2 separate regions of the Mus musculus genome follow, and region 2 is linked to region 1. The links are chromatin loops, found by intact Hi-C in ENCODE. Cell type or tissue: heart. All regions are shown on one strand. Each heading gives the region's core, and the rest is flanking DNA. Links, peaks and the distances in the headings are about the cores only.

Region 1 (8,457 bases), core at 347-8,346:
TTGCTGGCAATAATTATGTGGACTACAGAGGGACCCTGTGGCAAAATGGGCCCCTCATCTGGCTGCACTAAGCTCAGATCTACATAAGGTAGCTTTCTAATATGAAATCACCTTTAAACTTGCTCTTAAGACAAGGGGCCACACTCCTCCATTGTTGATGGATTGCAAGCTTGTACAACCACTCTGGAAATCAGTCTGGCGGTTCCTCAGAAAATTGGACATAGTACTACCAGAGGATCCCGCAATACCTCTCCTGGGCATATATCCAGAAGATGTCCCAACCGGTAAGAAGGACACATGCTCCACTATGTTCATAGCAGCCTTATTTATAATAGCCAGAAGCTGGAAAGAACCCAGATGCTCCTCAACAGAGGAATGGATACAGAAAATGTGGTATATTTACACAATGGAGTACTACTCAGCTATTGAAAAGAATGAATTTATGAAATTCCTAGGCAAATGGATGGACCTGGAGGGCATCATCCTGAGTGAGGTAACCCAATCACAAAGGAACTCACACAATATGTACTCACTGATAAGTGGATATTAGCCCAGGAACTTAGGATACCCAAGATATAAGATGCAATTTGCTAAACGCATGAAACTCAAGAAGAACGAAGACCAAAGTGTGGACACTTTGCCCCTTCTTAGAATTGGGAACAAAACACCCATGGAAGGAGTTACAGAGACAAAGTTTGGTGCTGAGACAAAAGGATGGACCATCTAGAGACTGCCATATCCGGGGATCCATCCCATAATCAGCTTCCAAACGCTGACACCATTGCACACACTAGCAAGATTTTGCTGAAAGGACCCAGATGTAGCTGTCTCTTGTGAGACTATGCCGGGGCCTAGCAAACACAGAAGTGGATGCTCACAGTCAGCTATTGGATGGATCACAGGGCCCCCAATGGAGGAGCTAGAGAAAGTACCCAAGGAGCTAAAGGGATCTGCAACCCTATAGGTGGAACAACAATATAAACTAACCAGTACCCCGGAGCTCTTGACTCTAGCTGCATATGTATCAAAAGATGGCCTAGTTAGCCATCACTGCAAAGAGAGGCCCATTGGACTTGCAAAGTTTATATGCCCCAGTACTGGGGAACTCCAGGGCCAAAAAGTGGGAGTGGGTGGGTAGGGGAGTGGGGGGCGGAGAGTATGGGGGACTTTTGGGATAGCATTGGAAATGTAAATGAGGAAAATACCTAATAAAAATATTTTTAAAAAAAAAGACAAGGGGCTTGGTGAGAAGAACTTATAATAAGGAACCTGATAAGATACTACTGCCCTTTTCTCTTAAGCACTCTCAGTCTTTATGGGCAGATTCCCTTCGTTTTCAAGAAATGATGACAGGCACTGTTGTTAACCACCTGTTGGCCCTTCCCCATTTACCTATTGAAATTGAGCCCTTGCAGCCTACCCAATTTCTAGCCCAATCTCTAAGGCCACTATGGCCTTCTCCGGTGCCAACAAACAAAGATATTGATTTTACTACAGAGGCCAGGCTTGAAGGATGTTACTCACATCCTTTGAAACCCTGGCTCAGTCTAATGAGGAGAGTTGTTGGGGTTTCTGAGGATCTTTGAACTCTGTCAGGCTGAGCCTGACGTATTTTTGGATAGCCCATATGTAATACAGGCTGTTTGAACACTATCTTTCTCCTACATAAAAGCTCAGACTAGTTCCAAACATGTCCTTATGGATCCCTTCAAGGAACCCTTGAGGATAGGGCGCACCCATGGTTCATTTCTTACCTCAGATCCCACTCCAGGCTGCCAGGAATCTTGGCAGTGATATAACTGACTTAAGGATAATTGCCACAGACCCTCTGGGCCCCTTTGTCTGCATGGAACGGGTCTCTCGTCGAGGGTGGGCAAAGCGTCGGATGAGTGACAAACAGACGCACACAGGAGAGGTCGTGTGGAATCTGAATGTATTTTTCAAATCGAGCATCAGACTTTTTATGCAGAAGACAATAAGGAAGTTGGGTGATGTATTCGTAAGGTACAAATGAGGTAACCAGAATCTTACATAAAACAGAGAAATGCAAACACAAAAGGTCTAACGGGAACCACCTGGGATAGAATTAATTGATAACAACTAGGATCAACAAGGGCTCCACCTAAGATTCGCTTAATCTTAGAAGCCAGGGTCAAGGGCTTCGTGCCCTTGCCAAAGTTCCTATTTTAGTCTATTGTATAGTCTACCTTCCCCTTAGGCCATTGTAAATACGTGTGTATGGTTGTAACTCAGCTATAGTCTTAGAAGCCAAGTGTGAGGTCTTTACTCTCTTAGGGCAAGGGCTTTCACACCCAAGTCATGGTTCTAACTAGGGAGTTCCATTCTAGCTAACCACCTCATGAATAATGCAATACTCTAAAACCACAGCGGGATCTACTTCCTAAACCATTGTAAATTCCTGTATATGGGAGTGACTTGGCTTTTATTGATAGTGTAATACCAGAGGCTATTCTGAATGTCACTGTCTAGCTCAAGGACGTTCTAGGACTGTTGGAACACTGGCAGAAGGCTTTAGCTATGTCAGAATTCAATCTTAAAAGGCACTTATAATAAAGAGAGCACGTGGATCCATACACTAGACTAACTTGGGAATGGAAAATTAATGTATGGGTTAAAGGGAATGCCAGACTCCAGGAGGAGAGCTTCCTTGAAGCTCTTTGCCTCATGAGTGACTTTCAAGCCTCTCGGCTTAAGCTGACTCAACCAGAGTGCGTGGCAGATAATGATTGTTGACCAGGGGCTCTTGGAACAGATGAGAGCATTACACAAACAATTTCACCTGTCCCCACAAAACTTACACAAGCTCTTGCCAGATTACCCATGAAACAATAAAAATATCTTGCAAGATCTTGTGCCACCTGCACCCCACTTGCACCATTGGGGCCCCTCAATAGGGGAGGTGTCAAGCCAAGAGGGTTATGCCCCAGTGCTATTTGGCAGATGGACTGGACTCACTATCCCTCTTTTTGTAATCTTAGATATGTACATGTTACTGTAGATACTTGCTGCTTCACTGTATATGCTGTGGCCTCAATGGGAGAAAAAGCTTCCCACACCATCAAGGCTATGGAATCTGCTATGTTGGTTATGGGAGTGCCTTGGGTTTTGAAGACAGATAATGACCCTCCCTATGCATCTCAACAATTCAATGAGTTTGATGCCTCATGGAAGATTAACCACACTTTTAGGATTCCTTATAACCCTCAAGGTCAGAGGATAGTAGAAAGGTCCACTCAGACTCTAAAGGACTTGCTGACTCAGTTTACCTCCCCTGAATCCAAACATGACCTTCCCCTGGCCCTGGCAGAGGCCCATTTTCACCTAAACTTCCTCACCTTTGATCAGGGATTAAGCCCTACCTATAAACATTGGGCTTACCTACCTAGGAATACCACTCTTCCATTGGTACAATGGAGAGAGTCCCTAACATCACAGTGGCATCCACCCTTTGTTGACACAAGGGCTAGGCTATGCTTGTGTTTTTCCACAGGACTCTACAACACCATGATGGGTGCCAGTACAAAACATCCAACCAGCCATGGAAAAGGAGGACAGGGACGAAGCCTCCTCTCTGAAGACCTTCTACCTGAGGAAATGGCACTTGTTAGAGCTATGTCTCTACTTGCCTGTGATCCCTGTTTTCATGCCATTTGCCTTACACCCAATCAAGTACAAAATATTTCCCAGGCCCATGAACAAAACTCAAAGTTCAGCTAACAGTTCAATCAGTAATTTTGCTGAAAGCAAAAAATCCCCCAAAAGAACTTTTGGTTGCCAAAGAATCTGTGATCCTATATTGAAGTAATTCACTTTGTCAAGTAACTTCTACTGATTACGCTCATGCAGATAAATTTAGTCATGGTTGAGAAATTTGAAACCTTAATCTCAACATCTTTAGCATCACAATCTCACCATATTTTAAATTGGAGCTACATATTTTAATTGGAGCTAAAGATTTCGCAATTCACTATAAATAATGTTTATACAAAGTGCTATTAGTTCATAGAAACTATTAATTAAATAACATTTACTTTGTGGTCAGAAAAATTCTGGCTTCACGTTTCAAGTAAAGTCAAAGTAGTAACAGGGGCCATAGTGACCCTATTTCATTGTTGAATTCCAAGGCAAAGGTACTGAGCTGTGATGGTGTGTGGTGATGTGTGGTGGTGGTGGTAGTGGTGGTGGTGGTAGTGTGTGTCTGAAACAAGGTCTTGCTAGGCTTAAAGGCAGTGGCTACCAAGCCTGCCTGTTTGAGGTTAGAAATGCAGTCCCAGGACTCACAGGTAAATGCCTCTTCTGACTTCACTTGGGGAGGATGAGATGAAATGTGTAAATGAAAATCCTAATCACTAGAGTCATTTTCATCTCTAATATTCCCAAAACCAGAACTTTCGAAGACAAGCCAAACAACCCCAAATGCCTCGTTTGGTTAGTTATCCTGGAGATGCACATCTAACCTTTGAACGGCACTAAATAGAAGGAAGGAAAAGTTTTAGAGCCTCTCTCATCCTTCCCAGCTACTTCTAGAGGGAATATTTCTATGACCCGGCTTATCCGGTCCGGTTAAGCACCGGGGTCCATTGCCCTCTCTGGTAACCCGCCAAAGCAAAGGAGAGGCGGCGACCACACTGACGTTCCCAGGAAGAAGGCCGGAACCTTTGAATTGGATCCCTGCACACAGAATCCGGAGGGATATTTCAGGTGCACCGCTGCTCATTCTTCAGGCGGAAGTGAGGAAGGTGGGGCGTCTTATTCTAGCAGAAATAAGTAGGTCCTTGAAGAGTAAGGCTGGAGGGAATCGTGTCTTTGTGACACTTCTGGCAAAGCTGAGGGAATGGGCGTCTGAAGAAGCCCTCGGAAGGGACCCGTATTGTTGTGACACCGCTGGCACTCTCCGAGGGACGCGTGTCGCTGAGGCACCGGTGCACGCTAAAGGAGCGGGTGAGATAGGGTGACGATGGGGATGTGGGCATCGGTGGACGCTATGTGGGACTTCCCTGCGGAGAAGCGAATCTTCGGGGCGGTGTTGCTCTTTTCCTGGACGGTGTATCTTTGGGAGACCTTCCTAGCACAGCGGCAGGTGAGCATTGACGTGTCTCCCCCGGCTGAGCCCCTGGACAGCCTTAGGCCAGCCCGAGCCTCTACCCAAGCCCCTTAGTGTTTGCCCGGATGTAGCAAACCGTAACCCCCGGTGAGCTTCCTAACTTTTCCTAATGGTGACTGCCGCTTTGAGGAGTTTTTGGAAAGGCAGAAGTTGTTTGCAACGTTGTAATGGGACCCAAGCCTGTAAGCGGCTAATGAAAGGGAAGAACTGCCCTACCGCCAAACTTGAGCATGTCTATGCCTGCTTTACAGCGTCTTAAGAATCTTTGGACCGGGACTTGACCAAGCCTCGTTGGTATAGGCTTTCTAAGTGGAGGTGCTAAATTTGTAGAATAATAACTTCCCATGATATTGATGTTACCATGCTCAACCTCACTTTGCAACCGTTCCAAAGACTCGCACGCCGTTTGAAAATCCTCATTAGAGCAAATGTTGTTTGGGGCCACAATGTGTGTGTGTTTCATTAAAATTTCTCTTTGGGTTTTTTGTTTAAAACGTTAAATAGTGCAGTAGAAAAGCTAACAGTTTTCCATGGAGATAGCCATAATTAACAGTTTAATTCGAAATGTGAACGTTTTAGTGAGATGGACTTTGAAACAACAAAACAAGTTATCTGCAACATTATAATGGGTCCCAAGCCTGTTGGTGTCTAATAAAAGGAAAGGACAGCCCTGCCGTCAAACTTATGCAGGTCTATGCCTGCTCTGCAGTGTCTAAGTTTGGACAACACTCGTCTGTGTCGTCCTTGAGAACCTTCCCCTTTAACTGCTGGACCTATTTCTTGAGCTCTGCAGTCCTTTTCGTCTGCAGTTTTCTTCTAACTTACACTGTATGTGAGTTTCTTTGCCAGGCAAGTGCTCTCCCACTGAACTACATTTCCCAGCCCTTCGTGACTCTCCGGATTGCAAGTTTGAAATTTTTTTTTTTTTTTTGGTTTTTTTGTTTTTTGTTTTTTGAGACAGGGTTTCTCTGTATAGCCCTGGCTGTCCTGGAACTCACTCTGTAGACCAGGCTGGCCTTGAACTCAGAAATCCGCCTGCCTCTGCCTCCAGGGTGCTGGGATTAAAGGCGTGTGCCACCAAGCCCGGCACAAGTTTGAATTTTAAAAATCTGTCAGTGTCGGGTTATGTCTACCTCAGTCTCTTCCTTTAGTATGTTCAACGTGTTAAAAATTACTGTAGCTAGGTACTCAAAGCTTCATTAGTTCAGAATTGCATAAGTACCCTTGCTTGAAGCAAACACATAACGTGTAGTATCAAAACAGCAGGGTGAGATATTGAGTACTTATCTGACATAGTTTATTAATAGATCAAGTTGCATCTTTTTTTTTTTCCAAGACGGAGTTTCTCTTTGTTTAGCCCTGGCTGTCCTGAAGCTCACTCTGTAGACCAGGCTGGCCTTGAACTCACAGAGATCCATCTCCCTCTGCCTCCTGAGTTCTAGTATTAAAGCCATGCACCACGACCACTTGGCATTGTTGCATTGTTGTAGGGTTATAATTTAATGCCTTCAGCTTTTTGTTGCTGTTGTTGTTAACATACAACAGGAAAAGTATTTATTATAAAACTATTATAGAAGGTCTATTATACCTTTGGTATCTGTTCCTTGTGTTATGTCCCAGGGGCTGAAATTACTCTTTAGAATTTGACATAATGAGAAAATTTGTTGTAAAGATTTGATGTTTCTGTCACTCCCTAATTCTTATCTAAGTTGACCTCTAGAACCAAGTTTAATGATGATTCATTAATAAAGTATTAAATGTATGTGTTAATGTGTGTTGTGAGCATACTTCTCTTTTTTCATGCATTATTTTCTATATTGTAAGACATACCTCATACTCAGAAAGAATGGTCTCCTCGTGATGTCACAACTTTGGTTCACACAGGCAAACTGAAAGTGTATTGACAACCCAGATGGCCATTCCACCTAGTCAGCTGGCCTTGTTGCTGGAATTGTTTTTGTCTGCTTAAAATTTCCTGTGTCAGTTGTTTCAGTGGTCAGTGTTCTTGACTAAATGCAAAACATACATGTATGTGACAAATTCTACAAGCTTACATGACAAATTAATGCTACAGACCATTCGGTGTTTGATCACAAATTACTACTGTGTAATAAGAAATATTCATTAAAGTGTTTTTTCTTCAAAATATTTCAGAGAAGGATATACAAAACGACGACTCGCGTACCAGCAGAGTTAGAACAGATCATGGATTCGGACACGTTTGAGAAATCTCGATTGTATCAACTGGATAAAAGTACCTTCAGCTTCTGGTCAGGACTCTACTCAGAGGTGGAAGGCACTGTGAGTCATTGATTTCTTGGAGACACAAGTCTCAGATTGTTTAAAGCTTGATAATGCTTGGTCTGGCCTTCAGGTGCCAGCCTTTAGCAGTCCAGTGTCAGTGGTCTCTAGCCATCCTGGCAGAGTCTAGGTTGGCTCAGGGAGGAAGCATCAATGGTGTATGCGCCAGCATTGCAGATGGACCTGATTGGCTAAGTTCCTTCTACTTTTCCACCCTTTTGTTTTTATTTTTGATAACCTGGTGGGAGTCAGAGTTCTTTGCTCTGGCCTTGTTGACCCCACCTCAGGGACCTTCATTGTACCAATGCAAGAGTGGTATTCCTAGGTAGGTAAGCCCAATGTTTATAGGCAGGGCTTAATCCCTGATCATCAAAGGTGAGGAAGTTTAGGTGAAAATGGGCCTCTGCCAGGGCCAGGGGAAGGTCATGTTTGGATTCAGGGGAGGTAAACTGAGTCAGCAAGTCCTTTAGAGTCTGAGTGGACCTTTCTACTATCCTCTGACCTTGAGGGTTATAGGGAATCCTAAAAGTGGTTAATCTTCCATGAGGCATCAAACTCATTGAATTGTTGAGAGGCATAGGGAGGGTCATTATCTGTCTTCAAAACCCAAGGCACTCCCATAACCAACATAGCAGATTCCATAGCCTTGATGGTGTGGGAAGCTTTTTCTCCCATTGAGGCCACAGCATATACAGAGAAGCAGCAAGTATCTACAGTAACATGTACATATCTAAGATTACAAAAAGAGGGATAGTGAGTCCAGTCCATCTGCCAAATAGCACTGACTGGGGCATAACCCTCTTGGCTTGACACCTCCCCTATTGAGGGGCCCCAATGGTGCAAGTGGGGCGCAGATGGCACAAGGTCTTGCAAGATATTTTTATTGTTTCATGGATAATTTGGCAAGAGCTTGTGTAAGTTTTGTGGGGACAGGTGAAATTGTTTGTGTAATGCTCTCATCTGTTCCAAGAGCCCTGGTCAATAACCATTATAAGTCAGTCATATCCCTGCCCTTAGCCAAGATTCCTGGC
Region 2 (8,457 bases), core at 386-8,385, 82 kb after region 1:
CGGACGGATGCTGTCTGTTCTTGCATGTGGCTGGAGATCATGCTAGCACAATCACCCTGCCATGGTGGTAGCAGTGAGTTGCTGAGCTATAGTCAATACACAGCTGGTCCAGCCTCCTCTCCCAGGATCCATATCACTGAATAGTTATAGGGCAGAGAAAGGAAGACAAAGAGGCTTGATAGAGCTGGGGCCACACGTTGTCCTAAGGAAAATGGCAGACTTGCATAGCATGAAATCCTGGTATTGGAACTGGGTTTCCACATCGACGGGGAAAGGATCAAAGGCCAGCCAACAGGCTCACAGGGAAGACTTCATGAGACTGCCCACAAACAGGGATGGTTTGGGGTCCAGAGTACAATGTGTAAACAGATGAGGAGAAGCCATTCTCTGTCTGGAAGGAAAGGGTGATTGCTGATCTTCTGGAATCCCAAGTAGTGTGGACATCAGGACCTAGCGCCACCAAGTAAAGCACCGACTCTGTCCTCGTGGGCACTTTCAGCAGTGGCAAGCAGAGGCACTTTTGAGAGTCAGGCTGTGGAAGTGGGCATGTGGGAATTCCAGCAGGAGAGAAGGGACAGGCAAGCAAGGCTGGCTCACAGCTGGTTGCTTCGGTACAGCCAAGTTCTCAAGGCTGACAGTGAAGTCACAGCACATTGTCACATCTTAAAAAAAAAAAGCGAGAGTTAGCTGGAGTTAGCCCAATAGGCTCTGAGATCCACAGTGAATTTCTGAGATTCACTGGAGACCCACAGTTCATTTACTGTGACAGCTAACGAAGAGATGACAGGAAAATAGAAAATTAGTCCAGCTCGCTTAATGACAAAGCCATTTAATTGGTATTACCCTAAATTGGTACCCTGACTAACCAGTGGGTTGGAAACTATTTTAGTTCAATGTATGACTCAAGAGATTTTATCTCCTAGCTAGAAGATGCTGGGATGAAAAGCTCCACGTGGCAGCAGTCCAAACATGTTCCCCACAGCACTACTAGAGTCACGGTCTGGGCATTTTGCTGCAGAGCTCACTCTAGCATGGCAGCTCAGGAAAAAATTCATTTCTGAGCCAGGTGGTGCAAGGTACTCTGCTACAAAAATAAACAAGAAAGGGAACAGATAAGTACATATGCCTCGAGTATTATGAATTTTTTCTTTATTGCTCTTTTGTTTGTTTGCTTGCTTGCTTTAAAACAGGATCTCCTGTAACCTAGGATAGCCTAATGTCCACTATGTAGCTGAGGCTAGCCTTAAACTCCTGTGCTACCTGCCTCCATCTACCAAGTGCTGGGGTCACCTATGTGCCACCATATCTGGCTTTGATGAATCCTTTTTATGTAGGATCAGCTAAGTTACAATTTGGTGAGAAAACAACTTAATAACTTAAAGCAAGACCTTTTGTTGTTGTTGTTGTTGTTGTTGTTACTCATTACTTCTGATCTTTTTCTGATTAGTGGCGAGCTCTTGCTAAATTCAGGCTTTGGTTACAAAGCCTAACCTGGAACTTCTAGGGCTGCCCTTGCAGGGACCAGGAGCAAGGGCATGTTCTCTACAGTCGGTGCTTCAGTCTGTCTTGACTGTCTGTCCTTTGTGGATAGTGTGTTCCAGTCAAAACAGCAAATTAAGGCTTCAGACATAAAGCGACATATTTCTGCTTGGCCCATTGACTATGTCTGACTACAAACAGATCAGGAAATAAACCCTATCATGGACTGATAAGGCCAAAAGCCAGACATATTTAGCAATAGGTGTTGATTGTCTACCACTTGTTTTGTGCTGAGAGTTGTTCTAAATGCGTTGCAGGTTTCAGCCCTGAGAAGCTTTGCATCAATCCCAGGAAACAGGTAGTTAGCACCATTATCATTCCTACTGCATACATGAAATACCAAGGCAAGAAGTTAAGCAACCTGCCAAAGCCACACAAACAGAATTCAAATTTTGGATCTCAGCCCAGGTGATCTGACCTCATGGTATATGTGCCTCGTCTCCATACTGTGCAGCCAAATGGAAGGAAATGAGAAGCTGTCAAAGGCTTTTTCAACGGGTGAGCATGGTTAAGTGAGATCCTCGTACAAGAGGAGTCAGGTGGAGCAAAGCCACCCGTGAATGACTCCAGCGCCAGAAAATTGGATGCCCTTTTCCTGGACTCCAAGGGCACCTGATCTGTTATGTGCAGACCCACATATAGACACACATACACATAGTTAAAAATTAAAACTAAATCTTAAGGCCAACATATTGCAATGCCTCTAATCCTAGCACTCAGGAGGCAGAGGCAAGCAGAACTTTGTGAGGTCAAGGCCAACCTGGACTACAGAGTGAATTCAGGCCACCCAGGGCTATATAGGGAGGCCCTGTCTCAATAAAATCAAATAAAAATTTAAAAACGACTAAGAGAATATCAAATCTGATGGACCTGTCTTAGGAAAATACTATATGAACTTGGACGTTTATGAAAGTAAGTTCTTTGAGACTTCACTGGAATGAAAAGGTTTGGAACAGGAATAAATTATTCTGATTAATAATGTAACAAATATTTTAATTTCCCTTTATAATATATAAATATTATATATTACAATATATAATAAATAAATATATAATATAAACATTTTGAGGGGAGCCTGGTCTTGGGAGAAAGTAGAGATGAACAAGACTGCTGTCTTAGAGGCAAATAAACACTTTGTCTTGCTGGCCTCCCTGGTCTATTACTCTAGCCTTCAGAAGAATCCCTTAAGAGCAAATATCAGGAAGTAGCGTTCTCTTCCCCTTTAGCACATCCTGTTTTTTCTCAGTCTCTTTTAAGAATTTGATGAGTGAAGGGACGGAATGCATACACAGGAAGATGGCCGTGGGTTCAAGACACTATTTGTAACAAGAGAGGCTTTGGAAAATAATACCTAATAACCATTTTTAAGTAGCTGCTTATTCCATGTTACCCTATAACTGGCTCTCCCCCAAACAACCTGAGAGATGGCTCAGCAGGTGAGAGAGTTTGGTAATCTCTCATAGGACCCTGGTTCCTTCCCCAACACCCACATCACACACCCTCATCCATCAGCTGAAACTCCAGCTTCAGGTACTGCAATGCCCTCTTCTGGCCTCCTTGGACACCTACACACACACACACACACACACACACACACACACACACGCACGCACGCACGCACGCACGCACGCACGCACACGCACACGCACACGTACGCACTCACACACGCACGCATGCACACACACGCAAGTAAAGGAGGCTAGGTATGGTGGCACATACCTTTAATCCCAGCACTTTGGAGGCAGTTCTCTGTTAGTTCGAGGCTATCCTAATCTACAATATAAAGTTCCAGGCCACCAAGGGCTACTTAGGAAGAACCTGTTCAAAAAAAAATTTTTTTTAAAGGAAAGAAAAGTTCTGCCTAGACACTAGTCAGAGCGATGCTCAAAAAGGGCAGTAGTCACAGAGAAGACTAATGTATATCAGCGGCAGGAGGCATTCCAAGTTAGAAGTGATCACGAGGGAGGGTGTAATGTCTCTTTAACTCGGGTCAGAGGGTGAGTCCTTTTGTCTCTTGAAGGAAAGACTAACCTAAAGGAGTCTGGGATAGCCACAACCCTTGTATTATATAAGGATAATAAACACACATCTTATAAAGGTTGCTGTGAAGAGCATACTGTGATAATTGATAGAAAGCGCTTAGAGCAGTACATGGCACACAGTATGAGCTCTGTAAATGTTGGTCGTTCCCTTCACTTTATTCTCTTCACTCTCCTCCCTCTCCACCCGGCTTCATTCATTCTTTTCCAAGGGCACGCAGGGGGCGTGTCCTCCCTCCCGCCGCTTCCACCTAAGCCCCGCCCCCGGCTCTTCCCGGATTGGTTCCTAGGAGGCGGAGCCAAGGGGAGAGCCCAGTGCAGCGCGGTGGGCGGGGCGCATGCGCGGGTTGGGCTGGGTGGAGGAGGAGAGGAAGAGCTGCCGGAAGTAGGCGGTGGAGGTGGCGGCTGAGCTGGTCGCAGCTGCCAGGGAAACCGAGGCGGGAAGCACAGCGGGCAGACCCTCAACACTCGGGGTCAAGTGTGCGTCCCGCACGCCTGAAGCCGGGAGCTCGCTCCACCTAGGCCACTTCTGGGGTCCCGCAGCCTCCGCGAGTCCCTGCCTTGCCCGAAGCCCGCCAGGGGGCGCCGCGCTGAGGGGCTGAGGGGCTGCGGGGCGGGGGCGCTGACGGCTCTGACCCCGGGGCTGCTCCGGGCCGGGCGAGAGGACCGCCTGGGCGGGGACCCCAAGGCCTCAGCCCCGGACAGAGGCAGGGGTTCTTGGGGGGTGCAGGGGGCGCGTCGCCCTCTGCCCCCGCCGGCACCCTGGCCATGACAGGCAAGTCGGTGAAGGACGTGGATCGGTACCAGGCGGTCCTGGCCAACCTGCTGCTGGAGGAAGATAACAAGTTCTGTGCTGACTGCCAGTCCAAAGGTAACGCATCCGGGGCGCCGGCGGGGGGCCAGCTGCGGGGCGGCGGCGTGGCGATGAGCTGCGATGGCCTGAGTGGGGAGGGGGTTCTGGAGCTCAGGGCGAGTCCTCTTCGTATGACCACGCGAGCCACCCTCGCTCATGAGCTTGCTGGGTTTCCTCGGGCTTGGGACTTGGGGTTTGGTGTGGGCGAGTGTGTGTGTGTGTGTGTGTGTGTGTGTGTGTGTGTGTGTCAGCGAAGTGGGGATGATATAGTGGGGGGTGGGGTTGCCCGGTGTGTTCAGGTGAGACTGTCTATGTTGCAGACTCTGAATGGCTTCTGGGCTCGCTGTCATGCAGAGCTGGCAGCCTTTTACTTGGCAAAGCTGTGGGTGAGCTGCAGTGTGGTGGGGGTGGCGGTGGGGGTGACGAGGAGGAAGGTGAGATGACTAAGAGAAAAACTGTCGAAATGATATTTAAAGGTGGCATTCCTTGCTGTCTGCTATGTCGTTAGCAGCTCCTGTCATTTTACCACCTTGTTGAGCTCAGACCGAGTGCTTAGGTGGCTTTCTTCACCCAGGTCGTGTGCACTGAGAAACAGCTACCTTATGCAGTGACACAGTGCGGATTTCTAGGTAGTCTAGCCTGGGTTGTGGAGGCCTCATGCGTGTGTGGTGAGCGAAACTAGCAGACCTGGACTGTAGTGCAGGACCCGTTCAAGCAGGGAGAAAAGGAAGCAAGGAATTCCCCCAATTCGTTATTTCCCTGGTGATTACACCTTTAGAGAGGAAATAGAAATTGGCCACAACCACTTAGCCTTTGTTTTCTGTGTCTGTAAAGGTTCATGCTGTGTTACAATTAAAGGTCAATATGGTAGAAAATTTACTAGTGAATTCTGTACAGCTTTGTAGGTAGGAGCAGCTATAATTGGGAGGGGGTATTTACTTTAGTTCATTTCCTGAATTTGCCATGTAGCATATGGGTATAAAGTAGTATAAAGCATTCAGATGTGTGTGTGTATTAATGTTGAGAAAAGCAATAGATACTTAGCCCATACTTCATGTGATTATGGTTTATTTTAGAGTAAGGTTATGTAAGGAGGGCGCAAGAATGATGATGCATTGATTTAGACTCCTAGTAATAAATTTTAGTGACCTCTATCAGTAGGCAAATGCAGTGAACTGTCAGCAAAGCAGGTCCCCAGACTTCTCTCGAGAATTTTTGCGTTAACAGGAGTTCAATTTATGTTGAGGAGTCGAAATTTCTTGTAGCTTGATTCTTGTTAGATCTACTGGAAGGTTTGGTTTACAGTGTAGGAGCACCTTTGGTCTACTCAAATCCTCTGATGTCCTCATTGACAATTTTAAGTCGCAGCGAGGCATCCACTGAGCAGAAACCATTGTTGATGATTTTTAGAACCGCCCCCTCCCCTGTACTCATGTTGTTTGTATGCTTACTCATCCCAATAACATATACCATGGGGAAGAGACACGTTAATTTACCAGGTCTTCCTCCAAATCTCCCATTGCCCTTTATTAATAGCCTTACTAGATATAATCAGACATAGAACTTCGTTAATTCCTGATGAGAACTAGTAACTGGGGCCTGCGATAGGGCTCAGTGAATAAAGGTGCTTGCCACTAAGACTGACAACCTGAGTTTGATCCCCAGGACTCACAGGGTAAGAGGAGAGAACCAGCTCCCATAAATTGTCTCCTGACCTCCACGTGGACTCTAGTACATACATGTACAATCTCCACAAAGTTAATAATTAAGATGTAAAAACAGACGACACCAACAACAAAGCCTAGTAGCTGTCTGCCACTGATACTAAAACCTTGGATCCTGAATGTTCTGAAGTTAGAAATTCTCTTCAACGCGTTTGCCACTATTAAAAAAAGAGATGCCCACGTGTCCATTATCTTTCAGTTCTGTCAAACAGGCTTTTGCAGAGGCCTGTTTATCTAGCTGCCGAATGTTCAGCCCTGTCTGCCGGTTAACCCCTCCTTCATTCTCTTCCTCTTTTCCACTTTCAGGTTTTGTGATGAACTCGTAGGCAGTTCTCAGAGGGTAGGAAAGAGAGATATTTGCATTAGTAGATCATGACCTGCTCAGCCCTGATAAAAAGGACCAGCAGTTGGTGGAAGAGTTAGAAGACTGTTCACTGAAATAAGATTTGAGTTTGAGTTTACTTTTCTGTTTTCCTCTTGTCCTTTTCAGAAAATTGAGAGCTCACCAGACAAGGTCTGGAGAGTTCATCTATTAGTATTTAGTGTATTGATGTTGCCTGGACTACAGACCTCTAAGTGGATACTTTTGTAATGTTCCAAAATAGCTCTTTGGCAATGAATTCTCTTTTTTAAAATTTAATATTATGTTTTAATTTATTTATTTGTGTGTGTGTGTATGTGTGTGTGTGTGTGTGTCAGAGAACAACTTCCACCATGTGGGGAATGAACTCAAATGGTCAGGCCTGCTGGCAAGCATCTTTCCTTACCCACCGAGCCATCTTGTCACCTGATGTTTCTATTTATTTATTTTCAGGAAAAATTATGTTTCCTAAACGTTTTATTTTTATTTTAAATCATATGTATATGTGAGTGCAGTGTCCATGGATGCCAGGAGAGGGTGTTGATCCCTTGGAACTGGACTCACAGGTGATTAGGATTCATCTGAGGTGGGTGCTGGGAACTGAACTCAGGCCTTTTAAAGAACACTATGAACTCTGATCCACAGAGTAACTTTTCTAGTCCCCTGACTCTTCTTTTTAAAATCATGTTTAGGAGTGATACTTGTTAGTTGATCCTTAAAATAATGTCATTCAGCACTGGGATAGAGACTAAGCAGGCACCTTTCCCTTTATTCAGTAGAAGGCCTGTTGAGTCAGGTTTCCGAATGTCCTGGACTGCTTTGACACTGCTTTGTATTAAAAAAAAAAAATGCCAATGCTTAGTGGTTGTGGTGCGTGTCATTAGTCCCAACTTGAGAGGGGAAGGCAGGGGGATCTCTGTGAATTAGAGGCCAGTTGGTCTCTACAGTGAGTTCCAGGACAGCTAAGGCTGTTACATAGAGAAATCCTGTGTCAAAGACAAACAAAAAACAAAGAAGTCACAATTTAAACCATCTGAGGTGGCTACCCCTGTAATCCCAGCACTCAGGAGCTGGAGGCAAGGAAGGAAGATAAGAAGTTCAAGTTTGAGGCTAGTCTGGGCTATGTGAGACCCTGCCTCAAACAGTTCCCGTTCCCAAATGCTATGACTTATTCTTAGCACAAAGTGCAGTTTCCTTGTCATGACAGCTTGCAAAGTAATACCTACATGGACTGATCTCAGCAATGATAAAGTTAGAGGGTGTACCAATGTTGATAAATGATTGATAAATGAGGAAAAACTAGTGTAAGAGCCAGGTATGTCTCTGGTAACTGGCTGCTTGAGACCTGGCTCCATCATACTTCCATTGTACTTGGGGTCACAGTAGCCCAAGGCTGGGCCTTTAGCTCTGCAGCTCCAGATGTTTATGAATGTGTTGGCATTAACCCATTCAGAGACTGGTGTCAGAGGGTCCACCTTTCTGATGACCTGCGTACTCCTGTGCACCATTGAGACATTACCAGCGTCAAGGTTTGGGAGAAGCAGAGAGCCGTTTAATGAGCAGAGAGTAGACATGGGAGACATGACAGTGTCAGGGAACATATGAGTGACACTGAAGTGCCTCGTGCAGCTCTGCTGTCTTGAGAGCTTTGTTAGTTTTTCCCGGTCCCCTTCCATTACATCTTGTCTATGAAATGTTTCCCCTCTAATTACCTAACCACTGCCTCTGTTTCATCTTCTCTATATATTTTCACTTAAGTAGATTTCATGTGGTTTGAAATTCAAAAAAAATCGAAAAGACAACAGAATGAAAAATCATTGTCCTAAGGTGACCCATAGCCACCTTTGTTCTCTTCCTGAGTATAACCACTGTTGGCCATTTCTTACCTGCCCTTGTCCTATGTTTGAAACAGGCTGGCCTTGACCTGTAGCTGATTAAATG

The links. A loop is a pair of places that touch in the nucleus more often than their neighbours do. Peaks named below come from ENCODE experiments on the same cell type or tissue, not always from the same donor. Only the 100,000 strongest peaks of a DNase experiment are listed, where the experiment ranks them.
Region 2: it touches region 1 in a loop (2.5-fold over the local background); 2 of 42 quality-filtered maps call a loop at or near these places.

Annotation. Positions count from the first base shown.
Region 1 is chr4:121,094,521-121,102,977 of GRCm38, reverse strand. Zmpste24 (zinc metallopeptidase, STE24) reads left to right here and starts at 4,768. Exons shown (of 10, transcript NM_172700.3): 1 at 4,768-5,101; 2 at 7,280-7,426. The coding sequence starts at 4,979. In heart, for the core only: no CTCF peak of the experiment used is centred there; a DNase peak (open chromatin) is centred at 4,897; H3K4me3 peaks cover 1,810 bases; H3K27ac peaks cover 1,117 bases.
Region 2 is chr4:121,012,741-121,021,197 of GRCm38, reverse strand. It overlaps Smap2 (small ArfGAP 2), which reads left to right and starts at 3,951. Exons shown (of 10, transcript NM_133716.3): 1 at 3,951-4,449. The coding sequence starts at 4,347. In heart, for the core only: a CTCF peak has its summit at 4,136 (motif pointing right); a DNase peak (open chromatin) is centred at 3,907; H3K4me3 peaks cover 2,738 bases; H3K27ac peaks cover 1,838 bases.